Regions from separate parts of the Homo sapiens genome. Here region 1 is linked to region 2. Evidence: read pairs that join two places in POLR2A ChIA-PET (ENCODE). Cell type or tissue: PC-3. All regions are shown on one strand. Links, peaks and the distances in the headings refer to the core of each region. The heading gives the core; the rest is flanking DNA.

What was found. Peaks named below come from ENCODE experiments on the same cell type or tissue, not always from the same donor. Only the 100,000 strongest peaks of a DNase experiment are listed, where the experiment ranks them.
Region 1: POLR2A ChIA-PET joins it to region 2 with 6 read pairs; 2 of 35 experiments call an interaction of 5 or more read pairs at or near these places.

Annotation. Positions count from the first base shown.
Region 1 is chr7:3,459,136-3,475,275 of GRCh38, forward strand. All of the region lies in intron 1 of SDK1 (sidekick cell adhesion molecule 1), which reads left to right. It also overlaps the pseudogene LOC100421742. Among named protein-coding and RNA genes, the nearest start is that of SDK1-AS1, 120 kb to the left of the region's middle. In PC-3, for the core only: no CTCF peak of the experiment used is centred there; no DNase peak of the experiment used is centred there.
Region 2 is chr7:3,598,352-3,614,491 of GRCh38, forward strand. All of the region lies in intron 1 of SDK1 (sidekick cell adhesion molecule 1), which reads left to right. Among named protein-coding and RNA genes, the nearest start is that of SDK1-AS1, 250 kb to the left of the region's middle. In PC-3, for the core only: no CTCF peak of the experiment used is centred there; no DNase peak of the experiment used is centred there; H3K27ac peaks cover 522 bases.

The DNA.
Region 1 (16,140 bases), core at 3,695-8,694, 140 kb before region 2:
TTTTTGTGTATTCTTTTTGTTGTAACTCTTGCATTTTATCTGAAATTGCATGAGAAGTTTTGTCTATTCTTTGAAGTACCTTGTTCATTTCATAGGAATTTGGTACTGTATTTGTAGTACCTTTTTATACTCCTCTTTATGTAAGGTATGCTTTCAGTTGTCATACTTTTTGTATGGCTCATCACTTTTAAATGTTGCTGGTTTCAAAAGACTTGAAATGCACAAATCGTTTGCTGTTTATGTATTAGTTTTTAACATTATCTGATGTTGACAGGCAGTCGATATAGTGCTGGATGTAGCCACTCCCCAGTGCCATGAAGAACCCAGTTTCTGCCTGCCTTTCTGCTTCTCCTTCCTTAATGTGTTAATTTTTGTTCTGTGCTTTTGCCTTATAGTTGAAGCATCACTTTCCTGTTTCAAGAAGGAAGTGGGGAGGAGGACAAAGGGACAAAGGAGATGTCTGTAGAATGTATTGGCTCTCTTTTTTAAAATCAGGGAAGAAAATGCTTTTCTAAGTCCCCACCCCATAAATTGCTTCGTCGCATATTGTTGGGAAGACCTTGGTCACATGAACCTCCTGGTCGATCATGAATCAAGGGTAGTGAGATGGCTCCACTTGGTTTAGACCAGTTGTGATCCATGTCCTTGGCCTGGGGTAGGGGCCTTCCCTTCCTCTCCAGTACTGTTTGAACTGATTGGGATTCCTTGAATAGAAAAGGAGAGAGAAATAATGTGTAGGTAAGAGAAGGTATCTCTCGTGTTTATTGAGGCTTTTCAATATGTAATTTGCTTTTAATTTTAAGAAACTTGCCTGCCTCTTGGATAGCAAAGAAAGTGATTTTTATTTGTATTGGTCTTGCTTTTGCCAAACATTTTAAAATTAAGTGATTTGGGGATAAGTATTTATTTTGAAGTCTATTTTATTGTTTATTAAGATATATTTCAAAGTGGTATAATAAATGACATTATTATTTTCATAAACTATTGCTTCCTGAAGTGTTTCAAGCCAAATAAACATTTATCTTTTTGATGGGAAAATGCTTTCTAAATTTCCCTCAGCCAAGTTATAGAATGGAGCCAACTGCAGTACATGTGGGTCACAACCTGCTTGCCATAGTTGTATTCTGGGATGATTGATTAATTTATGCCTTTCATAAGGATGCTCTGAGAAAGAAATGAGTGAGAAGATTTAATTACTGAATTATTAACTTTTAGGAGCTCCACTTTGGAATGTGAGTCAATATCTATTACAGACTGTACGTGTTTATGCTATTGAAAATATGAATTAAGAATTGTCTTTGGTTATTTGACAACTCAAAAGATTTTATAACTTTTTGTGCAGCTTAAAAAGGAATTTAGAAATGTACTTTTAGAAGGGAAGGAATTCGGATAATTTATATGTCAGTGTGTCATAATAATTTATTTACACCAAAATCTCATTCACAGATTCCAGATTTAATGACCTGAATCTTGCCATTTCTTTTCTTTAGGCCTACCCTTATTTTATAGGTTCTATAAAATAATCGGAAAGGAATTAGAAATAGTTTTGTGTGTGGTGTCAAGTGGCTTTGTTTAATCATTGGGAATGAATCAGTTAAAAACTTATTTTGGGGCTAAAAACAGCCAGCCCAATTGTTATAAATTGGAGAATGAATGAATATGAAAATCTACTTACAGAAACCATTTTAGGTTATTCATATTTCCTGCTTGCTCTGTTTCTTGTCATTTGGTATTTTAAAAATAAGTCTTAGACTAGATTCTTGACTAAATAGCAACCTTTTTATCTTTGACAGAGACACGTTTCTTACATTATAAAAACATGAACATTCAAGAATAAATCACAGCCAACTTGAGGACCATACATATCTGACTTGGAAATTTGCTAATATATACAGATTTAACGGGATTTTACACATTTTCGTGTTTTTGAGGGCTTGTAAGGTTTCAGTTTGATTCTCATATATGATGGTTGATGTGTTGTACAAACCAATTAGGAGAGCAATCTAGCAATCCCTTGTTGAGTTAGAAGTGTGCAGACCCTAGGACCCAGCATTTACCTTAGGCGGTCTTACTGTTGTTGCATCTTGGCTTTGTCTAGTTTCTCTTGATTCCTGTCCATTTTTGGAACCTTGTTTTCTAGTCACTGTGACAATTCTGTGAGCGACATGGTCTGTTTCCCATAAATTCTTTGTCTGTTTGATATAGCTGAAGTTGTATTACTTCAAACCGTAACTCTGAGTGGTATAACAAAGATATCAAATTTTAGATAACACCCACATCTTCCTGAGCATCGTGTGATTTTAGTAGCTAGAATTTCTTTGTACAGAAGTCATTGTGGAGGGAAATGATGTGAAGAAAAGAAAGAAAATCCTGAGAACAGAGCAACAGTTGCTGTGGAGTGGCGTGAGGGCCGAATTCAAGTATAAAAATCTGGATTAGAATCCTCCGGTCACTTAGTAGTTGTGTGACTTTGGTCATTGTTGAACTGTTGTGAGGTTTCCTTTTCAGATCAAAACTTTCCCTTTTCCTTCTCTCATTCCCATCTTTTCAACAGATGACATCACCTTATATGTTACAGAGAAACAGAAGCCATTAGATGGAAAAAACCTCAATATCCAACTTACAGAAATGACTGACCTGCATTTATCTTCAGCATTTCCTCCTTTTATTAAATATCTGAGGTCAGTATCTCCACTTGGGTTTTGAGTTCCATCTTTTTCTGTCTTCCTAGGGAACATGTACTATCAATTTATCTTTTCCCTTTCTTGAATACCCAACTTGTTGCTCTTAACCAGATCAGTTTCATCGGCATTTAAGCATGTTCAAGACTCTTCTGTATTAAAAAAGAACCACGACCTCCCCTAACCCTTCCCTAATCTAACTACTGCACCCTACCTCTTCTCTTTGCATTTACAGCAAAGCTCCCGGAAAGAGTTGTCTGCTCGCTGCCTCAGCCCACACCTTTTTCATGTGGTTTCCGCTTCTGTCATTCTATCAGAATTGCTCTGCAGAGGCTGATCAGTGACTTCAGTGAAACCAGGCCTAAAGGATGCTCTTCAGTTCACATCTCACTCCTCAGCAGCATTCTTCACCGCTTGCCGCTCTATCGTTTTGAAATACCTGTAACAAGCATGCTGCCTTGGTTTCCCTCCTAAATGACCTCTGCTCCCTCTCCTCTCAATATCTTTCTCTCTTCCCCCCTGCCCCGCCGAGGTTGAGTATCATTATAATATCATTGTCTACCTATTATTGAATGTTAGCATTTCCCAAAGCTAGACCTAGTTCTGTTCCATTCTCAACCTACAATCTTTTCCTAAGCTATTTCATTCATGTACATAGTTTGAATTGTCCTTTTATGTAATATTATAGATGATTCAAAAATTTATCTGAGCTCCCATCACGTCTATCTACCTGTTAACTTGATATTTCTACTTATATCTTTCTAAGCCATCTCAAACTCAACTCGAACTAGACCAAACTTACCTATCTACCTAGTCCAGCTGTACCATAAACTTTGATGCCTTATTCTTCTTGATGCCTCATCCACATTAACTCCACTTATCACCATATTTTCACCTCAAACACCTCTGTGATCTCTCCCCTCCTCTCTCTATTGCCGCCATCCTAATGCAAGCTGTCATCATCTCTTTCTTGGCCAACTGTAGTAGATGTAGTCTCATCCATTGTGGTTCTTTCTAGTCTGTCTGGGACTCATGACATCGTGCTTTTGGGAAACAGAAGTGATATCATGTTACCCCCACCAGGTTATCCTTGCTTGCCTTCTCATTGCTGTAAGGATAAAGACCACAGACCCTCACATGGATTTTACCTCCCTGGGCTACCCCATTTGGCAGCTCCCCCGTGTGTTCTCCCTTCCTTTCCTCTGAGAGGTGAATTGTGCCTTGTTCCCTCCTGCTATGGGGCTTTGCACTTGTTTCTTGCCCTTCCTTCATCAACTTGTTATCTAACTCTATCCTGTGCTTTAGATCTTAACACAAGTGTCATTTCCCTGACTCCATGGAGATGGGGTCGAGATTTGTAGGCTTTGCTTATTCTTCATAGTCCTTTAGGTTTACATTTAATTTTGTGAGGATTTGATTAATATCTCAGTAACCATGATAGCAAGAATATCTTTTTGTTTTTGTTTTTGTTTTTTCACCATTTTAACTTTGGTGCTGAAAAATACTTGTCATATAGTTAGGACTCACATATTCATGAATGAATGAATGAATGAATGAATGAATGAACATAGATTGAGTTTTGAGCCCTGCACTTAACACGTTCTTTTTGTGTGACCTTGGACAAGCTTTTATAGAGGTCAGTTTTGCTAAAAGCCTTGCTTCCTCACCTGTTAAATAGGGATAATAATTATATACAATAATATAATTGAATGAAAAGTGCATAATTTAGTGCCAGTAAATGGGATCATTTAGCCATGGGATCATGGCTTTCACTACTGGAGTATTTACAACTTCTGTTTTGCTAAAGTAGGTGAGTTTTCTGTGCCTATTTAAACTACTTTATATCCCTCAGGAAAAAACGATGGAGCCAGGGCTTAGGCCTTGTGAGGAGCCTCATTCATTTCCCCCTCTCTGCTGGTCTCACTCCTTGAATGCTGGTCTCTCCATACATTTCTCTGCCTTAGTGTCTGATGGCTTTTAACATGTTCCCTCCAGGACAGGCCATAGGAGGAGGGTCTAATGCAATGGTGACTTTGGAACCTGAATTGGCTTCTTGGACACATTCCAGGCATAAGGGCCCCAAAGTTCTTTTGTTCTGCCTTAGGCATGTGTAACCTCAGGGCTTTTTCTCCCAGCTCTGGAGCTTCATTACCCAGAGGACCAGGCAGATGTCAAATGTTTCTCTTACAGTTCATTTATATTTCTCTGATAGCTTTAATCTAAAAATAATCAAAATCGTTGTATATTTTTACTGTGACTTAACCAATTGTAAAAATTATTCTAAAAATACGCAGTTATTTCTGAGAACAATTACACTGACGCATCGTTCCCTGAGTGAAACCTATACATACATGTTCCAAGTATATGAAGCAGTTTTTTGGGGACAGAGTAACTTTTTTTTCCCCTCTGTTGAAATAAGGTATTGGGCCAGGCATGGTGGCTCACGCCTATAATCCTAACACTTTCGGAGGCCAAGGCGGGAACATTGCTTGAGGCCGGGAGTTCTAGGCCAGCCTGAGTAACATAGCAAGACCCCATCTTTACAAAAATTTAAAAATTGGCCCAGTGTAGTGGCATGCCTGTAGCCCCAGCTACACAGGAGACTGAGGTGGGAGGATCATTTGAGCCGAAGGGCTCAAGGCTACAGTGAACTACGATTTCGCCACTGCACTCCAGCCTGGGTGATAGAGTGAGACCCTGTCTCTAAAAATACAAAGGTATTAAAGTTAACACTTGAAATGCCTTTCATTCTGTCAGTGGCTCTTTTTTTGTTTGTTTTTGAGAAAAGCTGTTTTTTCAAGTCAACATTTAAAACAAGGATAATAAATGAAGCATGAAGCAAATATGTATAATACATTATTCCCGTTCATTGTGTATGTATGTATATATATATATATATACACACACACACATATAAAGTACTTTGGCAGAAATATATTTCAATTTTGACTTATTTTTCAGTTCAGTTTAACAGGACACACTAATGTCGGGACAGTCTTTAAAAATTTGGACAAATTTTTAAAGAGTAAGTTGTGACAATGATATTACATGTTAAATTTGTCCTTGGGAAACATAGACATTTATGTGATTTTTTTTCCCTTTAGTATTTGACATCAAACTATAGCTTCCACTGAGTAGTTTTAAAATAATGTACTTCGTGCTGCTAAGGCTAACATTGTTGCTAACCAGAGGAACCACAGAGGAAGACTTTTGAAAGAGAGGGCACAAACTCTTACAGATGTCAAGAGTCAGAATTTACATGTGGTGGGGCTAATCCGTAAGTGAGATTACCGTTAGGGAGCTCCTTGACGCAAATTGGCATTGTGCCTGCACTTCCGTGTGACAAGTGGGATTCTCAGGGTGAGCCCTAGAGTGTGCTTTTTGACTTGTAGCATCTCTGGATTCTGGGCTCAAGCAGAGGCCCTCCTGCCCAGTTGGCCAACTGCGACAATGAATGGTATCGTCTAGAGGTCATCATAATTCTCCCCAGCATTTCCATAACACATACAAATTAAACTATGAGTAAAAAAATACTTAAACCAAAAATAAAAATGAGAAGAAATAGGCATATGAAACATAATGAGTAACGTCAGCATAATTTGAGATTTTGGCAATGGAAGACTGAAGTTGAGAAGTGTTTCCACTAGGGATACTCTCTTGTGCCTCACATTAGTGTGTCCTGTTATTTAATACCCACAGAAGCTTCCTTTTCTTCCTTGAATGGCTTTGCACTGCTCTCATTGCTAGGTTCATATACTGTTGGGTGATGGGTGGGATCAAGTCCCCTGTGTGCTGTGAACACACGCATCCTGATTCACCACTTTACTGAGGGTGGGAAATGACAGAGGTTGGGCCTGTGTTCTCTTGTCACCTCCGTATATGATCATTCAGGCGCGTGTCTGGGAAGGTGTGAAGGAGTGTCCTGTCAGCCAGTTGAGACCACTGTGTTGGTGTTCTCTGAATGGCTTTGCAGCCTATGATGGAGTACTTTAGGGAGTCACCTTTTGGGTTGGCCATCAGTCTAACACTCCAAGCAGCCATAGGGACGTGCAGAGGATAAATTCATATAAACTACACCTAAGGCGTTCACACATGGTCCAAGTTGTCTGTGAATAAAAAGTGTTGCTGTAATTTTCCATCACTCTTTTTGTTTGTTTGTTTTTCTGGAGTGATAAAGATGGACATGGAACCCTTTGAATGGTGCTTCAGGAGGGGCTGGTTTTTCTCTTCTCAGATGGGCAACTCAGCTAGGGGAGGTGAGGTTTTGTTACAGGATATGCCTTGACTACTACCATGTGGAGCAGGACTGCTGGACATGTTGCCAGCCATGACCGAGCACCTGAAAACCCTGTGGGAAACTACCTGCCTTTCATCGAGTTATTGGAATAGGGAGAGCCTTAGGAGTCCTAAGGCAGATTTTCAGCTTTATATGCTAGTTCTGGGAGCCGTGTTCTGCAGGCTCTGCCAAAAGACTTTGACCTCACAAGTGAGATGTTCCATCCTGAAGTCCTGGATGCTGCTTCTCAAAACATTAATAGGAAGCGTGACATCAAGCCATGCTGGCTCTCTGAAGTTGGAGAAATGCTGCATGCTCACTTGGCTAACAAGGTGAACATTACTCTGTCACCACATTTTTATCTAGTATGCGTCCTAATCTCAAGGATCCAGCTAAGTTGTGTGTTGTCAGTTGGAGACATTAGCTTGGGCAGTAAGCTCAGCCTTGCACTGCTTCTGGCAGGTTTACTCATCTTCATCCACTCTTATCTCGATATGAGGATATCTGTTTTTTGAGCATGTTCCATATCCATGTTTCATGTGAAATTGCTTGTCATTCTTGCTTATCACTTAAAATAATAACTGGCTCCCTTCTTTTGTAGCATTTGCTAATAGTGGCAGAACTATTTATACGATTATGATAATCTGTCAAGAGGATTATGCAAAGTATCTCCCCCCACCCCTTCTCTAAAGCAGAGTTAAATTGAACACTGTAAAGGACATTTTCATAACCAAGGATTTTTACCAATTATTTACTGTGGATTTAAATTGATACTGAATGACTGGAGGCATTGATTTTTAAAGCTGGAAATATTTACAAACCATCCAATTCTTTTTCCTTAGTATTTTGTCTCTAGTTACTTCGAAATCTCTCTCCTCTCTCTCTCTACACACACACACACACACACACACACACACACACACACACACACACACACAGAGATGTAAAACATACACATAGAAAGACTTTAAGGAAAGACATCAAAATGGTAAAAGTCATTATACCTGGTTGGTTGAATTGAAGTTATTTTATACTTCTTTATACTTGCTTTCTTCATGGGGAAAGTATTTTTATGATCAATAAAAATATTTTTCTGTAATATGTATGTACTACTTTACAATATTAAAGCACTTTCACATTTTTCCAAAAATTAAAAGCACAGTGAAATTTGCACATTGAGAAACATTTGGAGCCAATTAAATGCCACTTATGTTTCTCTAAAAAAAAGGAAACTACTTTTATTCATGTAATTAAGAGCCCCACTCATGAACATTAAAGAATTGTTGCCCACTGTACTTTTGGTATATGTAGAAATATAAAACCAAAAATGTATAGTATAAAAATAAAAAATATACAAAAAGTAAAAATATACCAATAACCCAGTAAAACAGGATTTTGATTGGTATTTGGAGAAATTAGCTAGATGTTTATCTGAATAGATTTTTTTTGCTTTTTAGATATTTAATAATTATAGTAAATTATTTTAAAGTCAGTATCTGTACTAAAGTATGATAGAAGTTGGAATTTATGTTTTGCAGCTATTAAATTTTCTTAAGAACAAAGTTTGTTTAAACCTTACATTCAATTTCTTCGTTTGTGATTTCTTTCCATAGTTTCTTTGTATTACAAATTGAGATAAAATTAAAGGTAAACTTAATTTTTTTAGTAAAGCATTTGAGATTGGATAGTGTTCAATTAAAATTTGTTCTCTAAATGGAAATTTAGTCTTTTTCCCTTAGCATTAGACTTTATTAGCTTGTTTGCTGATAAATGCTTGGAGGAATCTGAAAATGCATCACAAGTTTATTAGAGATCTTTTATGTAGTTATTAGGTTTTCTGGCTTTCTAATTATCATATATAGGTGATGTAATCATTGTTGTCATGTTTTTTTAATGAAGATTTTAAATCGTTTTCCACTGTAGACATTTATAATGTAATCTATGCAAGAAATGAATATTTATCTCAGTATTTTAAAATGGAAAAAATAAAGCAGAGAGAAATCATAAAGCAGAGAGAAATCATTCATTTCAGTTGTGAAAAGTTCAGAGATATGTTTGACATTCCTTTAGTCTTAACTGCATCTGTTATTCATGCTTTTCTAGATAACTGTATAATATTTTCTTTTACTACTAATGAAATGTGATTCTCTCATGTCCAGTGATGTGTTTTCTGAAATGATATAAACAAAAAGTGGTTAATATGATTTTATTAACTGTGTTGGGACTCAGAAAATATCCCAAAATGAAGGCCTCAGAAGAAGCCTTAGAAGCAAGGCTTTCTCTGACCTTCTCCTGCCCTCCTGTCTCAGTCGCATTCTCCCCCGAATCTACCCATAGAAACTAGAATTTGTCTTCCCCAAGGCAGATCATAGAAACCAGAACCCCTTTCCCCATAGCCAGCCATAAAACCTAAAAGTATTACTCTAACTTTTCCTCTGCCTCTCTGTGTAAAAACTAGCCAGAAGAACATTGTCTGACCTACGGTGTTTGACTGTAGGTCATAACACCCTCATTCCAGAGAGTGTCCTCCCTTATACCCAGAAGGAAGGAGTATTGAATACATGCCCAGAGAGGCCAGGAAGAATCCTGCTGGGTTTCCGAACTCAGTCTGTTAGCATTAGATCGTACTGTCTCTGTTCAATAGTATTTCTTGAGTGTTGTCCGTATTTTGTTAATCTTAAGCATAAAAGTGGACAACTTCCCTAGTATCTTTGGGTCTTCATTATGAAGGCCTCTGTGTACACGTTAATAAATTGGGATGCGATTTCTCCTATTCATTGTCCTCTCATCAGTGATTTTTAGCATACCTTCAGAGGGTGAAGGGGGTAGGTTTCCCTTGACTCCTACAACTTTTAACACAATTTAGGTATTTCCCTAATTGCTGAAGTTACCATATGAAATATTCTTATTAACAACGTGTTAGGCTTAAAGGCCAGTTTTTGCTGATCATGTCATTATGTACTGGCTGATTTTATTTATTTATTTTTAGAGACCAGAGTCTGTTGTGATTTGAAATTTCGAATTTCGTGTCAATTATGTAATTCCATCAGAAATTCCCCAAAGGACACACCTGTAATCCCAGCACCTTGGGAGGCCAAGGTGGGAGAATTGCTTCAAGCCAGAAGTTCGAGACCAGCCTGGGAAAGAAAGCAAGGCCCTTTCTCTACAAAAAATAAAACAAATGAAACATTAGTCAGGGGTGGTAGCACACACTTGTCGTCCCAGATACTTGGGAGGCTGAGGCAGGAGGATTGCTTGAGCCCAGGAGTTCAAGGCTGAAGTGAGCCATGATTGTGCCACTGTACTCCAGCCTGGGTGACAGCAAGACCTTGTCTCTTAAAAATAAATAAGAAATTCCTTGGAAGGAATTAAGACCTGCAGTAAATAGCATGAGGTGATGTACACTTCTTTAGTATTTCTTAATATTTGCAGAGAGCTTGTCTAAATTGTGACTTAGTTTTCCGGTTAGGGCCTATTCCTAGGTTGTTTTTGCAAAGAAAGTTTTTGTGTATGTATGCCTAGCTTTTCCTTATCCAATGACCTTTGTAAAGACTTTGTATTCTCCATCTAACGTCTAGTTACTTAAGGATTTTCTGAGCAGTTTGCTTGAAGTCTGTTTTTCCTTCCTAGCCATTGACAGAAAACACATCTGCCTTAGTGAGGCCCCTTTGATCTTCAGAGAGCTTTATCTAAAGAGAGATTAAGAATAAATCTGTCAGGCATTTTCCCAAAGAAATTGAAAATGCTTCCTAAGATTTCAGATCAGGTAGGTAAAGTGTTTCTCTGAATTAAGACATACGAAAATAAGTATGCTAGTCAATGGTTTCATCCTAAGTTATAGATTGCAGAGATTTGCTTCTGGCATGAAGGAATATTTTTTATTTCACCCGAGACACAAAATGCATGCAGTAATATCAATGGCCAGAAGCAACTGCTTTTCTTTCATTCATTTTTCCATATTTAACACTAGCAGGGTCTGTGGAGAAGATACTAGAGAGGGTCCATTTGTTCTCAGCCTTTTTGGGGCTTAGCATCACAGGAAGAATTTTCAGCTGGTCTAGTTTGAATCTACATACTAAAAATTTCCAAGATCCATATGCCAACCTCCTTTCTCCCTTCTTCTCTCCCTCCTTTAAACAAATATGCACAGAATGCTTATTTTCTACCAAACTCTGGGTTCATACTATTTACTAGGAGCAAACCTAACAGATAGGTATAGGATCTGATACACTGTGTGCCTCAGAGATAGTCAAGGTACTACCCTGAAAACGTGTACAACTATTTAAAGATCTCATGAACACCCTCAGTTTTAGTATAGAAATATAAAATTTGTAATCAAACAATTTAATTTTTGATACACTATTTTGACCTTTTAAAGAGTTACAGCTAAGAACAGCTAATGAGCTGTTAATTTAGAAAATAAAATATATACAGAAGTCTGCTTTGAGGTTCTTAGTCAGTAAGAAAACCTTGGGGAGAGAGGTTAAACTAGGTACGCTGGAGACTTATTATGACTTTGGCAGTATGAAAGGACAGGAAACAAAAGGAAAATCTTACAAAGAGTTATAGTCTGATTTCTGAAATGAATGTTTACTTGAAAGGACACAGAAAATAGGGTGCCAGCAGGAGAATCCAGTTTTCCAAATTCCTTTTCCGAAATCCCAGGCTTTTTATGAAATTTTGAGAGAATGGCTTAGGCTTATGTTTTCCATTTTGAGCTGCTTAGAAGCAAATATCATATAAATGCAAATTTCTACTATTATCATTTACTCACCTTGTATTATGTGCTTAAGGAGTTGGAGAATTCAGAAGCTGTTTAATATACAAGGCATTGCCTATAAAATATTTCTTTGTGACATAATTTGCTTATTTGATAAACAAGTATCTTTCTTTCCTCCTCCTTATAAACACCCCAAATTAGTTTCTGAGTTGACCAACAAGATTCCATCAGCATCTGGCAATTATTTTATCTGTTTGAGGACTATTGGTATATGGGACATGAGTTGCTATTATTTGGTAACATTTTGATGTCCTTCATTTCCTTAATTAGTTTAGGAAAACTATTTGGATTTTATGTACAAGTGCTTGCTAATTACTTGAGTCGTGAGAAGACTGAGTGAGGTCCAAGTGTCCTATTAATCCCTTTGAGTCTGAACATTTTCTTATAATTGGTTTGGCAAGAGGAATAAGTGAGACTAGTTGCTAATGAGGAGATAAGTATGTAATTTTACCATGATATAAAGCTGTGATTGTCAGTAAGTGGTATTAGGAATCTAGATTATTTTTATTAGAACTTATTTCTTTCTGCAAAATCATTATCATCTCCTGATATTGTAAATTGGGTTATTTCACACCATTATTTTTAATATGTGTTAATCCTCAAACTACAGGTACTTAAAACCTTGCTAATTAAGGAGTCATTAATAAAGTTAGCAATATGAGCCGTCAGTTTCGATTCTTCACACCATTTAGACGCAATTCAATTTTGCGTATTTACACTATGTTTTCAGTTTGGCTCAGATGTTTGAAGTAAGTCAAGAGTAAGAAGTGTTGTCAACTTCAGATCCATAGGCCAGCTTAGCTTGTTTTCAAGATGAAGGACTGATAACATTGTAAAGAAACAGAGAAAATACTGCTTTTCTTAGCCAAGAACAGAGTAAGCTTTGTATGGTTTTACTTTTTATAGTCTACTCGGCTTTTCTGTTCTTAAAAGTTGCCTGGTTATAGTAGTTTAAAACACTCTTTGGGACTTTATCCATTGAACTTCAATGTTCTCTGAAACAAATATTGAAGTGTTTTGCATTTGATTTTGAGGAAAGGTTTATTTTCCTTTTGAAAATAATCAAACTCTTTAAGTTGTTCCTAACCATAGTCACTTTTACTTGAAGGATGCATTATAGTCTTGAGCATTTTTTCACTTTTGTAATCGGTATGACCCTCTTGTGTTTTTGCTGATGAGATGGTAGCAGTGCTGTGGTATTGTTTGCAGGTCCTTTCTTATCCTTTATCTGTGTCTCCTTCCCACTGTGTTGTGGGTTGGTAAATGCATAGTTCCCTCCATTACTTTTTCATGGCTGAAGGGATTGTAAATATTGTTTTGCATTTCTAGTTTTTTTAGATGTCCATAGAATTCCATCTTTAGCCATAGTGCTTTTATAATTTTGTAATACCTTTGACTAGCTGGGGAGGGGGTATAGATAACAGTTTAGTTTCCACATATTACTCATTTTGTGCAATTTTATTGTGCTTCTGATATATGCCCAGTATGCTATTAGGTGCTGTGAAGGAAATGGAAAAAAAATTAGTAATTTTTCCTGCCTGAAGAGGTTTACGATCTAATTAGAGGGACAAGGCTAACTAAAAAGTTAGAAAACAATACATGGTGAAGATAATGTGTTAAGATATGTTTTAAAAGAACAAATTTATGAGATTATTATGGGTGTATCTTAATAGAATAATTATAACTGATAATAGCTGGTTCTACATTTAGGTAAAAATGATTACTTCCCTATGTCAAGGCCTGAAATACACAGGATGTTACATTTTGAATTTTAAAACAAATCAGTATCTCATTAAACTTTATGGAACACCATGAAACTTTCAAAATTTAGAACTTTAACCTAGATTACTGAATTTGCATTTGAAGACACTGAGGCCAGTGACGTCCTGGAGTTTCAGGTCTGGCTAACAGTACCAGCATGAGAACATAGGGTAACAGCAAGTTGCTTGCCGTAGTTTTAGGTCTGGCTTACAGTACCAGCATGAGAACATGGGGTAACAGTCAGGGGCTTCTGAGTAGTTGGCCGCAGGAGGTAAAGCTAGTAAGCACTGCTAACATAATAAAATGAAAGGCATTGCACACAGACCAGTGGTCTGCTATTTGACCCTTTCCCTTCCTCCTCTTCTTTTTCCCCATTTTCCTTTTGCTGCTCTTCTTCCGCCATCATCATCAGCATCCTGACATTTGCATGGCTTCTTACGATTTTGAAATTGTTTTCATATGTACACATTTACCGGAGCATCACAACAGCCTTGTGAGGAAGGTCAGCATTGACTCTGATTGAAGATGAGAAAACACACCTGCAAACCAGTGAACTAATTTACAAGAGTAAATGGAGCAGGACCTCAAACCCAAATTTCCTACTCCAAGCCTTTCACTGTACACACTGCCTCTTAGAAGGCTGGTTCCACCCCAAATCCTTTCCCAAACTGGGGAATCAATTAGAAGAACAGGTAGAAAACAAGGAGTGAAGTTGTGTTCAAATGCTTACAATAATTACTTGGCTTGTACCTTTTAAAATACTTTATAGATTTACTTCTTCAATAATCCTTGTAGATGTGTGTTTAGTGTATTGTTAGGAATTGTATAGCATTTACAAAAGTCTAGGCTGGTTTAAACCAGTAGTTTGTGGAGCTTTTAAACCCTGAGAGACCAGCCTCTAGATAGGACTCTTGCAGTATGTGGGACGTTGGCTGTCCTAAATGACCTCCAAAAAGGCCTTTTAAATCTACTCCTTGCTTCCATGTGCTTTATTCATGACTACCTTTTATTTCCTGGGTCCAGGTACTAATACATCTTGAATTATTTTTTTTTTTCCATTTTATCTTTCTAGTTACCTTCCTTCTACTTCTTGCTGCTGCCTCCTACACAGAGCCCTGGCTCCCACAGTAGGTTAATATGTGTAATAATGTTCAGGGAGTGTGATGAACATGAGCTGAAAATTTTAGACCACCGTATGGTCTGCCTATATTTTTCTAATTTTTTTTTCCTCTCCAAATTCGCGTATGTTCCTAGCTACCACAGCAGTGAAGGGTAGTGGAAGGAATGTGGACTTTGGAGCCCAAATAGTTTGGGCTGAAAGACCAATCCTTTCAGGCTCAAATGCCTCGATATTTTTGGACATCCACCTTTAACCTGTAAAATGAGGGTAGCTGCCTGCCATGTGGTATCATGCGCCTGTCCCTTTACCTGTCAACTTGACATCTCTACCAGATGGTGTTTTTTTTTTTTTTTTTTTTTTTTTTTTTTTGAGACCGTGTCTCTCTGTTGCCCAGGCTGGGGCGCGGTGGCTCAATCTCGGCTCACTGCAACCTCTGCCTCCTGGGTTCAAACAGTTCTCCTGCCTCAGCCTCCCAAGTAGTGGTGGCGTGCGCCACCACGACCAGCTAATTTTTGTATTTTTAGTAGAGACGGGGTTTCACCATGTTGGCCAGGATGGTCTCGGTCTCTTGACCTCGTTGTCCGCCTGCCTCAGCCTCCCAAAGTGCTGGGATTACAGGTGTGAGCTACTGTGCCCGGCCATCTCTACCAGATGTTTTAAAGACACCTCACATCCCTCCTGTCCAGTACCAACCCCAGTATCTCACCACTCAGTCTCTCCCTCCAGTCCCTTGGCCTACCCTTGACATGTTCATTGTTCTTTAATTCCTTTAACAGTCTTCTATCACATTGGACGTTTACCTCTCCCTCACACTTTGTGTCTTACCTGTTACCGTCTTGCCACCTCTACTTCCTACATTTCTCTGTAACCCATCCATGTCTTTCCACCTCTAATGTCATCATATTCAAATTATTGCCATCTCGCACCTGGGTCATTACTTCTATTTTTATTTTTTGAGACAGGGTCTTACTCTGTCACCCAGGCTGCAGTGCAGTGGCATGATCATAGCTCACTGCAGGCTGGAACTCCTGGGTTCAAGCGATCTTCCTACCACAACCTCTTCAATGGTGGGGACTATATAGGTGTGCACCATCATACCTGGCTAATGTTTTAATTTTTGTAGAGACAGGGTCTCCTTATGTTGTCCAAGCTGGTATTGAACTCCTGGGCTCAAGTGAGCCTCCTTCCTGGCCTACCAAAATTCTGGAATTGCAGGTGTGAGCCACCGTGTCCAGCCCTGACCCATTGTATCATCCTAACTGATACCCCTGCATTCACTTGGTACTCTCCCGTCCATTTTCCACATGGCAACCAGGATGATAATTTTAAAACACATTTAATCATGATATCCTCTTGCTTAAAGCTCTTTGATTCCTTCCCCTTGTTCCATTCTCTCCCTTATGTAGAAGCTGATGACTAGTTAGTTCCAGGGTCTGGAACCTGAACTCTCCCTCCTGCTCTTTAGTGTCACTTGCTTCTTGTTGTCTTCAAGGCCTGGCCCTTCCTTGGATACTTGTTCTCC
Region 2 (16,140 bases), core at 3,817-8,816:
TTATTCAACTCAACAGTGTGTTTGTTCTAAATTAAGCTTTTTATTTTTATTTTATTTTGAGATCATTGTAGACTCAAATGCAATTGTTAGAAGTAATACACAGAGATCCCGTGTACCCATGTAGACTCTCCCAATGGTAACATGTTACAAAAGTATAATACGGTATTACAGCCAGGACACCAGCATCAGGGCAGTCAAGACCAGAATATTTCTGTCAGCACAAGATCCCTGCATTGCCCTTTAATTGTCACACCTTCCTCATTTCCCTTGTCCCCATCCCTGGCCCTGGCAAACCCTAATCCCTTCTCTATTTCTATACTTTTGTCATTTCAAGAATATTATATAAAAGGAATCACACTGTGTGTGACCTTTTGGGATCACATTTTTGTCACTCAGCAAAATTCACTGCAAATTTATGGAGGTTACTGCAGGTATCAATAGTTTGTTCCATTTTATTAGTGAGTAGTAAACCGTGGTGTGGACATATAACAGTTTGTATACCATTCACCTTTTGAAGGACGTGGGCTGTATTTAGCTTTTGGCTGTCATGACTAAAGCTGTTACCTAGGAAGGTTTCTGTGTGAACATATGTCTTCATTTCTTTGGGATAAATGCCCAAGAGAACAGTTGCTGGGTTGCATGGTAGTTGCATGCTTGCTTTTATCAGAAACCACCAGTCTGGTTTCCAGAGTGTCTATAGTACTCTGTGTAGCCACCAGCAATGTGGGACTAATCCACCTTTTTTTTTTTTTTTTTTTTTTTTTACATCCTCACCGGCATCTGGCGTTCTCGCTGTTTTTTACTGTAGCCATTCCGATAGATGTGCAGTGATATCTCATGGTGGTTTAATTTGCGATTCTCTAATCGTTAATGATATTGAACATCTTTTCATGTGCTGATTTGCCATCTGTAGATTCTCTTTAGTGAAATGTCTGTTTATATCTTTTGCTCATTTTCTATTTGGATTGTTTGTTTCCTGCTACTGATTTCTGCGGATTCTTTGTATATTCTAGATGCTAGTTCTTTTTCAGATAATGTGGTTTGCCTGTATTTTCTCCTAATCTGTGTCTGTCTTCTCATCTCTCCGTAGAGTCTTTTGAAGAGCAGAAGGTTTTAATATTGATAAGGTTTAATTTGTCATTTTTCTTTTGTGCATTATGCTTTTTATGTCAGGTCTAAGAGTCTTTGCCTGGCCCCACATTACAAATATTTTCTCCCATTTTTTTGAAATGTTTTATGGTTCTACGTTTAAGTTCCTGGTCCATTTTGATTTAATTTGTATAGAAGGTGTGAAGATTAGGTAAATGTTTGATTTTTTGCCTTCTAGGTATTCAATTGCCTAGCATCATTTGTTTAAAAGTCTGTCCCTCCTCCACTGAATTTTTCACTTTTCTCAAAAGTCAGTTGGCTGCCTTGTGTTGAGTGTTTGCCAGCTCTCTATTTTATGTCTTTGATCCCTCTATGAATACCATACTGTCCTTATTACTGTAGCTAGATAGTAACTTTGAAATCAGGAAGAGTGATTCCTCATATTATTTTGTAAAATTGTTTTAGATATTCTACTTCCTTTTTTCATATAAAGCTTAGAATAATCTTGTATATATCTATAATTAAATATGCTGGTATTTGGACAATAATTCCATTACACCTGTGTGTCTGGTTGCATAGATTTTACATTTTTACTATGTTGAGTCTTTAATTCTATGGACATGGTGTGTCTCCTCATTTAATTCAGTCTTTTTGATTTCTGTTACCAGCATTTTATAATTTTCAGCATACAGGTCATAATTTCTAAAGTTTATACCTAAGTATATCATTCTCTTTGGAGTGATTGTAAATGGTATTATGTGTTTCATTTTGGTTTCTAAATGTTCATCGTTTATAGAAATGTGATTGATTTTGTGTGTTGATCTTGTATCATGTGACCTTGTTAAACACATTAGTTCTAGAAGGGCTGTGTGAGTGTGAGTGTTTAGCTTCTTTGGGATTTCCTACATAGACAGTAACATCATCTACAAATAATAACAATTTTAGTTCTTTCCTTCCAGTATGTACATCTTTTATTTATTTTTATTCAGTGGCGAGACCTTCCTATACTATGTTGAATAGGAGTGATGAGAGCAGACATCCTTGATTCATTACCAAGTTTACGGAAAAATCGTTTTGTCTTTAACTGTGTTAAGTGTGATATTAGATGTAGTTTTTTTTTTTTTTTTTTTTTGAGATGGAGTCTCGCCCTGTTGCCTAGGCTGGAGTGCAGCGGCGCAATCTTGGCTTACTGCAAGCTCCCGGGTTCACGCCATTCTCCTACCTCAGCCTCCCATGTAGCTGGGACTACAGGCACCCACCACCACGCCCGGTTAATTTTTTGTATTTTTAGTAGAGACAGGGTTTCACCGTGTTAGCCAGGATGGTCTCGATCTCCTGACCTCATGATCCGGCCATCTCGGCCTCCCAAAGTGCTGGAATTACAGGCATTAGCCACCGTGCCTGGCCAATGTAGGTTTTTAAAAATTGATTTTTAAATAAGATTGACAGAACTCCTCTCTATTCCTAATTCGGTGAATAGTTTTTAAGATCATGAATGTTGTATTTTGTCAAATGCTTTTTCTGCCTCAATTGATAGCTCACCTAATTTTTTTCCTTATCCCATTGATGTGGTAGATTCTTTCTTTTTTTGTTTTTTGAATGTTGAACCAGCCTTACATACCTAGAAGATACTCTACTTAGTTGCATATACGTTATTTTAATACATTACTGGATTTCATTTGCTAATATTTTGTTGAAGATTTTTGGGTCTAAGTTTATGAGAGATACTGGTCTATAGTTTACTTTTTTGTATTTGTCAAGATTTTATATCAAGGTAGTAATAGTCTTCAAGAAATGAATTGGGAGATGTTTCTTTCTCTACTGTTTTCTGGACAAAATTATGTACATTGGTGTTGATTCTTCTTTAAATGTTTGGTAGAATTCTCCAGTGAAATCAACTGGGTCTGGAGAATTTTTATTGAGAAGCTTTTAAATTATAAATTCAATTTCTTTAATTGCTTATGGGACTATTTGGACTATTAATATTTCATTTTGGCTGAATTTTAGTAGTTTGTAGTTTTCTAGGAATGGGTTTCTATCTTCTAAGCTGTTAAATTTGTGAGCTTAAAGTTGTTCATAGTATTCTTTTTTTAATGACTTCAATATCTGCAGTGATACCATTGTTGGTGTTGATGATTTGTGTCTTCTCTCTTTTTATTTATTTTAGTCTTGCTAGAGGTTTATCAGTTTTTTTCTCAAAGATCCAGCTTTCTTATCAATTTATTTATTTATTTAAATTTTATTTTATTATTATACTTTAAGTTTTAGGGTACATGTGCACAACGTGCAGGTTTGTTACATATGTATACATGTGCCATGTTGGTGTGCTGCACCCATTAACTCGTCATTTAGCATTAGGTATATCTCCTAATGCTATCCCTCCCCCCTTCCCCCACCCCACAACAGTCCCCAGTGTGTGATGTTCCCCTTCCTGTGTCCATGTGTTATCATTGTTCAATTCCCACCTATGAATGAGAACATGGGGTGTTTGGTTTTTTGTCCTTGTGATATTTTGCTGAGAATGATGGTTTCCAGTTTCATCCATGTCTCTACAAAGGACATGAACTCATCCTTTTTTATGGCTGCATAGTATTCCATGGAGTATATGTGCCACATTTTCTTAATCCAGTCTATCGTTGTTGGACATTTAGGTTGGTTCCAAGTCTTTGCTGTTGTGAATAGTGCTACAATAAACATACGTGTGCATGTGTCTTTATAGCACAATGATTTATAATCCTTTGGGTATATACCCAGTAATGGGATGGCTGGGTCAAATGGTATTTCTAGTTCTAGATCCCTGAGGAATCGCCACACTGACTTCCACAATGGTTGAACTAGTTTACAGTCCCACCAACAGTGTAAAAGTGTTCCTATTTCTCCACATCCTCTCCAGCACCTGTTGTTTCCTGACTTTTTAATGATTGCTATTCTAACTGGTGTGAGATGGTATCTCATAGTGGTTTTGATTTGCATTTATCTGATGGCCAGTGATGAGGAGCATTTTTTCATGTCTTTTGGCTGCATAAATGTCTTCTTTTGAGACGTGTCTGTTCATATGCTTCGCCCACTTTTTGATGGGGTTGTTTGTTTTTTTCTTGTAAATTTGTTTGAGTTCATTGTAGATTCTGGATATTAGCCCTTTGTTAGATGAGTAGGTTGCAAAAATTTTCTCCCATTGTGTAGGTTCCCTGTTCACTCTGATGTTAGTTTCTTTTGCTGTGCAGAAGCTCTTTAGTTTAATTAGATCCCATTTGTCAATTTTGGCTTTTGTTGCCATTGCTTTTGGTGTTTTAGACATGAAGTCCTTGCCTGTGCCTATGTCCTCAATGGTATTGCCTAGGTTTTCTTCTAGGGTTTTTATAGTTTTAGGTCTAACATTTAAGTCTTTAATCCATCTTGAATTAATTTTTGTATAAGGTGTAAGGAAGGGAATCCAGTTTCAGCTTTCTACATATGGCTAGCCAGTTTTCCCAGCACCATTTATTAAATAGGGAATCCTTTCCCCATTGCTTGTTTTTCTCAGGTTTGTCAAAGATCAGATAGTTGTAGATATACATGCAGCATTATTTCTGAGGGCTCTGTTCTGTTCCATTGATCTATATCTCTGTTTTGGTACCAGTGCCATGCTGTTTTGGTTACTGTAGCCTTGTAGTATAGTTTGAAGTCAGGTAGCGTGATGCCTCCAGCTTTGTTCTTTTGGCTTAGGATTGACTTGGCGATGCGGGCTCTTTTTTGGTTCCAGATGAACTTTAAAGTAGTTTTTTCCAATTCTGTGAAGAAAGTCATTGGTAGCTTGATGGGGATGGCATTGAATCTGTAAATTACCTTGGGCAGTATGGCCATTTTCACGATATTGATTCTTCCTACCCATGAGCATGGAATGTTCTTCCATTTGTTTGTATCCTCTTTTATTTCCTTGAGCAGTGGTTTGTAGTTCTCCTTGAAGAGGTCCTTCATATCCCTTGTAAGGTGGATTCCTAGGTATTTTATTCTCTTTGAAGGAATTGTGAATGGGAGTTCACTCATGATTTGGCTCTCTGTTTGTCTGTTATTGGTGTATAAGAATGCTTGTGATTTTTGTACATTGATTTTGTATCCTGAGACTTTGCTGAAGTTGCTTATCAGCTTGAGGAGATTTTGGGCTGAGACGATGGGGTTTTCTAGATATACAATCATGTCGTCTGCAAACAGGGACAATTTGACTTCCTTTTTTCATAATTGAATACCCTTTGTTTCCTTCTCCTGCCTGATTGCCCTGGCCAGAACTTCCAACACTATGTTGAATAGGAGTGCTGAGAGAGGGCATCCCTGTCTTGTGCCCGTTTTTAAAGGGAATGCTTCTAGTTTTTGCGCATTCAGTATGATATTGGCTGTGGGTTTGCCATAGATAGCTCTTATTATTTTGAGATACGTCCCATCAATACCTAATTTATTGAGAGTTTTAACATGAATGGTTGTTGAATTTTGTCAAAGGCCTTTTCTGCATCTATTGAGATAATCATGTGGTTTTTGTCTTTGGTTCTGTTTATATGCTGGATTACCTTTATTGATTTGCGTATGTTGAACCAGCCTTGCATCCCAGGGATGAAGCCCACTTGATCATGGTGGATAAGCTTTTTGATGTGCTGCTGGATTTCGGTTTGCCAGTATTTTATTGAGGATTTTTGCATCGATGTTCATCAAGGCTATTGGTCTAAAATTCTCTTTTTTGGTTGTGTCTCTGCCAGGCTTTGGTATCAGGATGATGTTGGCCTCATAAAATGAGTTAGAGAGGATTCCTTCTTTTTCTATTGATTGGAATAGTTTCAGAAGGATTGGTACCAGCTCCTCTTTGTACCTCTGGTAGAATTCGGCTGTGAATCCATCTGGTCCTTGTATTACTTTTCTCTGTCCCTTTTTACTGATTCTGCTCTTACCTTTATTATTTTCTTCCTTAAATTTATTTTCACTTTCCTTCTTTTGAGGTAGGAAGGTGGGTTATTGACTTCAGGCTTTCCCTCTTTCTAATGTAAGCATTTTAGTGCTATACATTTTCCTCTCAACACTTCTTTAGCTGCATCTCACACATATTTTGATATGCTGTATTTTCATTGTTTTGTATATTTTCATTGTTTTATTTATTTTTTATTTAATTCCAGACTTTTTCTTTTTCTTTTCTTTTCTTTTTTTTTTTTTTTTTGAGACAGAGTTTTGCTCTTGTTGCCCAGGCTGGAGTGCAATGGTGTGATCTTGGCTCACTGCAACCTCTACCTCCTGGGTTCAAGTGATTCTGCTGCCTCAGCCTCCAGAGTAGCTGGGATTACAGGCATGTGTCACTACGGCAGGCTAATTTTGTATTTTTAGGTGAGACAGGGTTTCTCCATGTTGGTCAGGCTGGTCTTGAACTCCCAACTTCTGGTGATCTGCCCACCTCGGCCTCCCAAAGTGCTAGGATTACAGGCATGAGCCACGGTGTCCAGCCCCAAACATTTTTTCTCTGACTTGTTTATTTTTAAAAATTCTGTCATTCAGTTTCCAGGTCTTTGGAGATATTCCTGTTGTCTTTTGGTTTTTGTTTTCTAGTTTTATTCTGTTAATACTATGGCCAGAGGATACACTCTGTATAAATTTAGTTCTTTTAATTTTTTTTAGGTTTGTTTACTAGTCTAGGATGTTTTCTATCTTGATTAATGCTCTATAGCACTTGAGGAAAAAAAAAACAAGAAACACACACACACACACACACTAGGTGTGATGTCTACTGTATAATGTAATTGTTTTCCACCTTGTGGTTTTGGCATTTGAAAGAACAGTTAAATAATCCAAAGGGATATATTGTGGAATTTTAGGCTGTCAGGAAGTTTTTACTGTATAATTCTATCTGTAAGGAGAAAGCATACGTAGCTCAGTGCTTATTAGATTGTTTTATGGTTTGAAGAAATAATGTTTCACTTAAGGAAAAATATTCTCAAGGAAAAAATGCCCACAGTCGTCAGTGAACTGCTGAGTCTCATCTACTTCATTGCTCAGGCATGTAAGACCTTCCTGTTTACTAATAATGTTGACTTTTCCTTCTTATTGGGAAGGAAGCTAAAGAACAGCTTGATGGTTTAAAATGATGCACCTAAATTATTGATTCCATTATATATTTAGGCAGTACATTTTTCTCTCTTGAATAATAGAAATGTCACCTACTATTTAATTTTCCTTTTTTTTTCCAGAGTAATTTTCACTATGTCTGATTACATAATTAGATTTGGGATACCAACTGGGTATACTTGGTAAGAAAATGAGAATTAAAATGTTTCAGAGTAAAATTATTTCAGAGCTTTTGCAAATCTTTATTTTAGATAAGGTGATTTCTATTTTTAGGTTTGTTTTTGAAATAGTCTAGGACATTTAAATTTTAACTTCTGATCAAATTAAGTTGTTTTGGTTCATTTAATTTGTATGTTTCATGTCTTTGACAAAAGTTTTTTTTTTAATTGATGATTTTTTAAGATAAAATTTATGATTTGGAATGATCCAATTATCTAATTCCAGATGTTACTTTTGAAAGATATTAATTTCTAAGGTGTTAATTTTGCATTTTTGTGAAAATAACATACACTTCATGAATCTAACTGCTAATTTAACAGCTCTGTGTGGATGTCTAGTGGGTATTTCAAACATCCTAAGTTCAACACTGAGCTCTTGTTCTTTTCCTCTGAGCCAGCTCCTTCCATCATGAGTTCCCATTTCGGGAAATGACAACTACATCTTTCTGGTTTTTCTGGCCAGAAATTTTGGTATCATCATTGATTCTTCTTTTTCTCTTATGCTTCACCCTTAGGCCCCAGGTCTGATCAACCATTGCCACCTTTACTGCAACCAGTTTACCAAATGACCGTCCTTTCTCATCTGGATTAACAAGATGGCCTCCTGAGTGGTCTCCCGGCTTCAGCACTTGTAGCCCAGTTGCATCAGGGTTGAGTGCGGAGTGAGGTAGTGAAGTCAGAACTTATCAAACTTTTGCTAAAATTTCCCCATTGGCTTCCATTGTCCCTTATAAGTCCAGGGTCCCATAAGACTTCTTCCTCTTACTTTTTACCCTCATCTGTCATCCCCCGCACTCACTGCACTTCATCCACCCTGGTGTCACTGCTGGTCTTAGAACACAGTGGACTGACTCCCACATCAGCGACTTTGTACTTGCTTTTCCTGCTGTCAGGAAACCTGAGTGCATGACTCTCTTCATCAGCTGCTTCCCTTTCTTACTCAGATACCCCGTTCTCAACGAGGCCTTTTTAAAACAATCTTCCTTGTTGAAAATTGCCACTTCTTCCCCAGATTTCTTTTTTCCTCTTCTTCCTTTTATTTTTTCTATAGCATTATCATTACATTATATAAAGGTGTTTCTGTTATTATTCTGTATGTGTCTTCCTGAAAAAAAAAATCTGTGAAATCATAAACCAAAATAACACAACTTATGAAAAAAGTTATGTACAACACTGAAAAAAGTGTTATGTACAAACCTTCAAAAATCTATGGAATTTTGCAATCAGGACACTAATAAAGAAATAATACTACTAGTAACTTTCTTCATTGATTTGCTGTTTTGATAAAAAGAGAAAGGGCTTCCAAGATGCACCTTCAACTTCTCTCAATAGTGTAATGTCATAGAAAGTGAAGTGGTTTGTGAAGCCCCTAAACTGGCCACTAGTCACTACCTGCACTACACAAAGGAAGGCCCTTTTTTTTTTTAGTTTTTAAAATTGTAATTTGTTGTGCTGCTGCTGCTGATCATTTCCTTTTATTTTAAGGCTCACCTTTGGGTTCAGTGATAAAGCTTGTTCATAAGCACCTTAGATCCTTAATATTCCAGGGGGAAATCATACATAAATCACTACAACTTCTGTGTTATACAAATATCAGTTCCTATCTCTCAACCACATATGAAGTAATTTGAATAAAAGAAATATGTGCGTTAGTAAAACCGACTATACTATATATTTTCTTTGTTTCCTGTTTATCTCCCTAAACTAGAAGATAAGCTCCATGAAGGTGTGATCCTATTCTGTGTTCCTTTTTCAAAATTCTCATTTGTGTTCCCATTTCATAGACGTTTACTAGGTATTTAAGAAATATTTGTTGAATGACAGAGCAAATAATCAAACCAATATCTAGACTTCTCTAGAATTCTGAAGTAATTGAAAGTATGAATGCTTTCTTTTCTTTAAATTGAACAACTTCTTTGGCTTAATAGTTAGTGACATTTAAGACGGTGGCCTGATTTATGTGTGTTATTTAGAAAGCCAAAAGTAAATGTGTTGTGGATGAAGTTCAAGATCCAGCATTCTGTAGGAAGATGCAATTTCATTCTGTGACAACATGTTTTAATAGGAACTAACACGTAGATTGTGCTTTTCTAGCAGGTGCTGGCGTAAGCATTCTGCACACATTGGGTAATTTAATCCTTGAGACAAGTCTAGAGCAGCAGTTCCCAAAGTGTGGTTCAAGAACCTGTGGCAGACCCTGAGCCCCTTTGCAGGGGGCGGCCACAAGGCCAAAATCATTTCATCAGAATAGACCTTTGTACTTTGTCCCCTTGTTGAGCTTTTGGCAACGATTTAAAAGCAGTCGTGAGAAAACTTCTGGCACCTGAGCGCGTATCCCGAGGCAGTGGTGCCAAACTACACCAGCTGGTGTGTTACTCATCCGTGCCACACACCTATGAGTAAAAACCAAAATCTAGCTCTCTCAAAAATAGCCTTAAAGTAGTAAAAATTATTAATTCTATTAAGCTTTGACTCAAATAAAATTATTAAAATATTCTGTGTCGAAATGTGAATTACATATAAACTCTTCTGCTGTACGCCAAAATGTGCCGGTTGTCTCAAGGCAAAGGATTTGGGAGGTTGTCCGAGCTGGGAGTTGAACTGGCTGCTTTTTTGCATGGCACCCCATTTTTACTTGAAGTAGTGACTGACAGAAAAACTATGGTAATTTAGACTTGGGTATTTTGCAGGATTTTCTTGAAAATGAAGAAAATAAGCTTGTTGCATCAATGAAAACAACTGACAGTATTTGTGGCTAAAGATAAAAATTGAGCTCATAAGTAAAAATTAGCATTTTGGAAACCTTGAATATGCCCACCATGAGCTTGACACTTTCGCATTATTTAAGGAGGTGTCTGATGAGATAGGTAGCTGTGTTAATTTGTGATATTTTTTACATTGTATAATGAAACGTGTCAACGTTTGGAAGGTCTGCATCACTCAGCGAACCAGGAAAGACATGTGTATGGATAAGATCCATTCCAAGTACAGGACAGTCTGAAAGATGTTAATGTAACAAAGCACCAAAGTGTCATTTATGCGGTTTCAGAGTCCGCGTTGCAACTAACCTTTATGAAACTGACACTTGTTTAGTTTTACTAAAGTATTAACAAAAATATTCACAGCTGTTTGAAAAGGCAATTAAAATACTCCCCTCCTTTCCAGCCATGTATCTGGGAGGCTGTATGTTATTAATATCCTTCAACTGAAACAACATATTACAAGAGACTAAATGCAGAAGCAGGTGTGAGAATCTAGTTGTCCTTTATTAAGCTAGACACTGGAAAAATTTGAAAAAGGGTTAAACAGTGCCACTCTTAAGAATTTTTAGTTTTCTTTTGGATAATATAGTTATTTTTCATAAATGTCTTTTGTATTAATAATGTAATGACTTTGATTTTTTAAGGAATTAATAACTTTTTAAAGTTCACAGGTTTACTCTCTAATATGATAAATACAGAAAGAAATAAGTCACATAAACAAGAATTTAGGTGTCCTTAATTTTTTTGTATGTTGCAAAGGGATCCTGAGACCAAAAACTTTGAGAACTGCTGCTCTTGAAGAAGTTGGTGCTATTGCTTTGTTGATTGAGAAACCCAGACATAGGGGTTAAGTAGATTGTCCAAGATCACAGAGCTAGTCAGGGGAGAGCTGGGATTTTTCTTTTTCTTTTTCTTTTTTTGAGACAGAGTCTCACTCTGTTGCCCAGGCTGGAGCGCAGTGGTGTGATCTCTGCTCACTGCAATCTCTGCTTCCCGGTTTCAAACGATTCTCCTGCCTCAGCCTCCCAAGTAGCTGGGATTACAGGCACGTGCCACCATACCCGGCTAATTTTTTGTATTTTCAGTAGAGATGGGGTTTCACTGTGTTTGCCAGGATGGTCTCGATTTCCTGATCTTATGATCTGTCCACCTCAGCCTCCCAAAGTGCTGGGATTATAGGCGTAAGCTACGGTGCCCAGCCTCCCCACCCCCCGCCACCCAAGACAGAGTCTCACTCCCTTACCCAGGCTAGAGTGCAGTGGCACGATCTTGGCTCACTGCAACCTTTGCCTCCTGGGTTCAAGCGATTCTCCTGCCTCAGACTCACAGGTAGCTGGGACCACACGCACACACCATCATGCCCAGCTAATTTTTGTGTTTTTAGTAGAGATGGGGTCTTGCCGTGTTGGCCAGACTGGTCTCAAACTCCTGACCTCAGGTGATCCGCCCACCTCAGCCTCCCAAAGTGCTGGGATCATAGGCAGGAGCCATCATACCTGGCATAGAGCTGGGATTTGAACCCAGGGCTCCAAAGTACTTGCTCTAAACTCAAATCACATATTATTACTTCTTGAGAAACCTCCATGGTTTGTAACTTTGCTAAAATCAATAAGCTTTGGTTGGACTTAGATGTCCTTTCAAGTTATTTTCTCATGTAATTTCTTGATATAAAATTAAACCTTCACCATGTGGATATCTGTTACATCTCAGTTTTTATGGCAGTACATATTTGCCGTAAACTCACCAGCAAACAGATAAGCAGGAGAAGGTAAATCATATTTGAGATTCTTTTCTTGGACCTTTCAGTTTTTTATTTAATCAGGGTTGATTTCTTAAGATTATTCGAAAGAATCTTTGAAAGAAATATTGTGCCATATTCAAGAATAATGTTGGTTATTTCTGATAACCTTACTCTTATTTTGGTTGGTCATACTTTTTCACTACAAACCATAGAAATGACAGTTCAGTATACTTCTACTTTGAAGTAAAATATTGGAGAGCTGGAAGCTTATTTCAGTTTGGAGAAACGGGAATTGTATTTATCCCACTGTGTCTTATTAATTTATATACTGAAATAGATTAGCACAGTGCAAGATAAAACTAGTACATAAATATAGCCATATATGTTTCTACCATCAGCTTCAATTGTGGATTAATCTCACTGGAAGCTTGAATGGTTTCTTAGGGGAAAATATTGGAAGGGTAGGTTTACCCCCAGAGTTCCCTTAAATATGGTGTTAATTTGCATTGATTTCAGAGAAAACAGAGAATCAGTTTGACTTCCCCACTGGCTGACTGCATAGGCAAACTATTCACAGTGCTGTTTAATGGAAATCTCAGGGACCCTCCTGCTTTCTCTGTTTTCACATGGACTGACTCAAATATGGAGAGGACACCAGGGACAAATTACTTGGAGAAAATCCCACACTTGTTAGTCAGATTTTTGAGTACAAAATGATGACTTTGTGGTGAGATCAAGGAATACGCAGCACAATCTTTGACTTGTGTTAGTTTTTTTGTTTGAAATAAGAGATATATTCTTTCAATTGTAGCTGCCTTTCATCCTGAAATGTCTGACATTTATTTTACAAGGCAGTAGTAGAGAGAGATAAGGTAAAATACAGAGAAGTTGGGTGGGTAATTTATTTATTTATTTTTTAGATTGACAGAAGATGATGGTACATCTAAGTATATTTGAAAGTCTACCACTGGGAAGTATTTAGAAATATTTATGATAAGCTAAAGAAACAAAGCCTGGGAATTTGCTGTGATAATAGAGCCAACTCTTTTCACTGGAGGGAGAATTACATAGTTTGGGAATTAGTATGTACCATTCGTTTATGTCCTTTTTCTCCTTTCTCCTCCTGCTCTTCCTCCTCTTGCACCGCCGCCTCTAGTTCACATTTAATAACCAAACGACTTACTTGGGTGGTGACAAAAAGGGCAGCCTGAACTGCCCTGTCCTCACTGCCTTTTCTCAGCTTAGCAGATAGAGGACTTTGTCCTAAAACAATCATAGGTCTCTTTTTCGTGTAATGCCTTCTTTTCCTCTGGGTAGATACCCAGGAGTGGGATTGCTAGATGAAAGGGTAGTTCTACTTTCAGTTCTTTAGGGAATCTTCACACTGTTTTCCATAGTGGTCGTGCTAGTTTACATTCCTAGCAGCAGTGTAAAAGTGTTCCCTTTTCACCACGTCCCTGCCAACATCTATTATTTTTTGATTTTTGAAAAATTATGGCTATTGATCAGGAAAATGCAAATCGAAACCACAATGCTATGCCTCCTTACTCCGGCAAAAATGGCCATAATGAAAAAATCAAAAAATAATAGATGATTGTGGTGATGGGGTGAAAAGGGAACACTTTTACACTGGTGGTGAGAATGTAAATTAGTACGACCATGGAATACTATTCAGCTCTGAAAAGGAGTGAAATAATGGCATTCACAGCTACCTGGCTGGAACTGGAGACCATTATTCTAAGTGAAGTAACTGGGGAATGGAAAACCAAACATTGTATCTTCTCACTCCTAAGTGGGAGCTAAGCTGTGAGGATGCCTAAGAATGATACAATGGACTTTGGGGACTTGTGGGAAAGGGTGGGACGGGGGTGAGGGATACGACTACACATTGGGTACAGTGTACACTGCTCAGGTGATGAGTGTACCAAAATCTCACAAATCACCACTAAAGAACTTACTCGTGTAACCAAACACCACCTATTCCCCAAACACCTATGGAAATAAAAAAATTAAAAATCCTATCATAGGATCCTCTTACAGCATCATAATGTGGACCTGTCTATATTTGCATATTTAACTAGAGTGGCACATATCTAGTTATCTATTTAAACCTCACCCCAGAAGTACATTTGAAAATCATAATTGTTGTCCTTAAAAAGATTGATATTACTATTATGAAGAAAGCACATTGCACTGTGAGATTAAATTCCTGGCTTCAATAGGTATACATAATGAACTGCCAGCAGCTGAAATTTGAATGACTACACTTACCAGAAAAGGATCTTCTACCCACATTTCTCAGAATAGTTGTTCACAAATGATACATTCTGCCCTGTGCTTTTGTTTCTCCCTGGAATTTGAAAAATAAAACTTTTCGCTCATGGTAAATTCATAAGCTTGGGGCATGAAAATGTTTGAATTTGATATAAAAGAAGTTTTGAAAGGAAGATTAGTGGTTTAAACTGAAAGATTAGTCGCCCTGGGAAATTCAGCTGTGGCAAAAGCGGAGTTCAGTAATAACCTGCCCTGGCTGATTACTCCATTCACACTGGCATTCTGGTCCTCCCGGCTGGACTCGCACCTGATTGACGGTGCTGATTATGATGGCTTAATACAGCTCATCGTCACTTCACCGGGACACGTGGACTTTGTGGGCTTCACAGACTACCCCCCACCCCCCTTGTTTGTGGTACAGTTGATTCTTCTGCTAAGTGGAGGTTGATTATTTCTTTATTCATTATCTCTTTAAAATGCAGGAGAAAAGGGCAAATTATCAAATAGGTGATGATTATCCTAGTGGAAGCTCTCTTGGGCAGAGTCAAAAGAAGAACTTGCAGTTCAACTTGCTTGATACCTCATAGTTGATTCCTATTCATTCTGCCGTTGAAGGGTTTCAGATGATACGACTTAATTTTAGCTGTTGTGGAACAGCAATGAAAATCCATCGCAAGACCCCCTTTCTTGATGTTAGGGAAGCCGGGGGACGCAGGATGAGGTAGTAGGCTCCAGCTGCTGCCCATGTGAATGATTTTTCCTCTGCAGATAGATGGGTCATGGTCCCTTTCTAGATGAGCAGAAGATTATTCTCACATTGGAGAGGTAACATTAAATACATTTACATTGGATCTGAAAACCTTAAATGTTTACTTAGGGAAGTGTCATCTTCACATAAAATTATGATGTTGTGTAAGCCTTCCTTTTTCTCCACAACCTCTCCAGCACCTCTTATTTTTTGGCTTTTGAGTTACAGGCATTCTAACTGGTAGCTTATTTTGGTTTTGATTTGCATTTCTCTAATGGTGGGAGTGTAAATTAGTTCAGCCATTGTGGAAGACAGTGTGGTGATTCCTCAAAGACCTAAAGACAGAAATACCGTTTGACCCAGCAATTACATCACTGGGTATACACCCAGAGGAATATAAATCGTTCTATTATAGAGACACAAAGACACATATGTTCCCAATAGCAATGACATGGAATCAACCCAAATACCCATCAATGATAGACTGGATAAAGAAAATGTGGTACATATACACCATGGAATACTACGCAGCCATAAAAACTATGCAGATCATGTCCTTTGCAGGGAGATGGATGGAGCTGGAGGCCATCATTAGCAAACTAACACAGGAACAGAAAACCAAATACCACATGTTCTCCTCCTATAAGTGGGAGGTAAATGATGAGAACACATGGACACAGAGAGGGGAACAACACACATTGAGTCCTGTTGGAGCGTGGAGGATGAGAGCGGGGAGAGGATCAGGAAGAGTAACAATGGATACTAGGCTTAATACCTGGGTGATGAAATAATCTGTACAACAAACCCCCATAGCACAAGTTTACCTATGTAACAAACCTGCACATCCTGCTGAACCTGAACTTAAAAGTTAAAAATTATGATGTTGTCTTGAGACAATGTTAAGTCTATTCCTGTCCTTTGGGCAGACCTTAAACCTATATTATCCACACAGATGAGACTCTCTCTTTCATAAATGATTTATGTTCTATTTTAAGAATAGAACACTTTCTATATGAAAATGGAAATTTCACTTTTCCTTAGTAATTTATTCTAGGGTCTTCTAATGTTCGTTGTTAGAATACAGAAGTATTCCTAACGTCTGCTCATTTTCCTGAGGAAGGGAATGTCTATTATTATTTGAAATACACACACACCCTTCAAAGATTAATATGTGGGCCATTGGCTTTTCCCCAGGTCAGAGTTTTATAACTTTACCTTAGAGGCAACTCA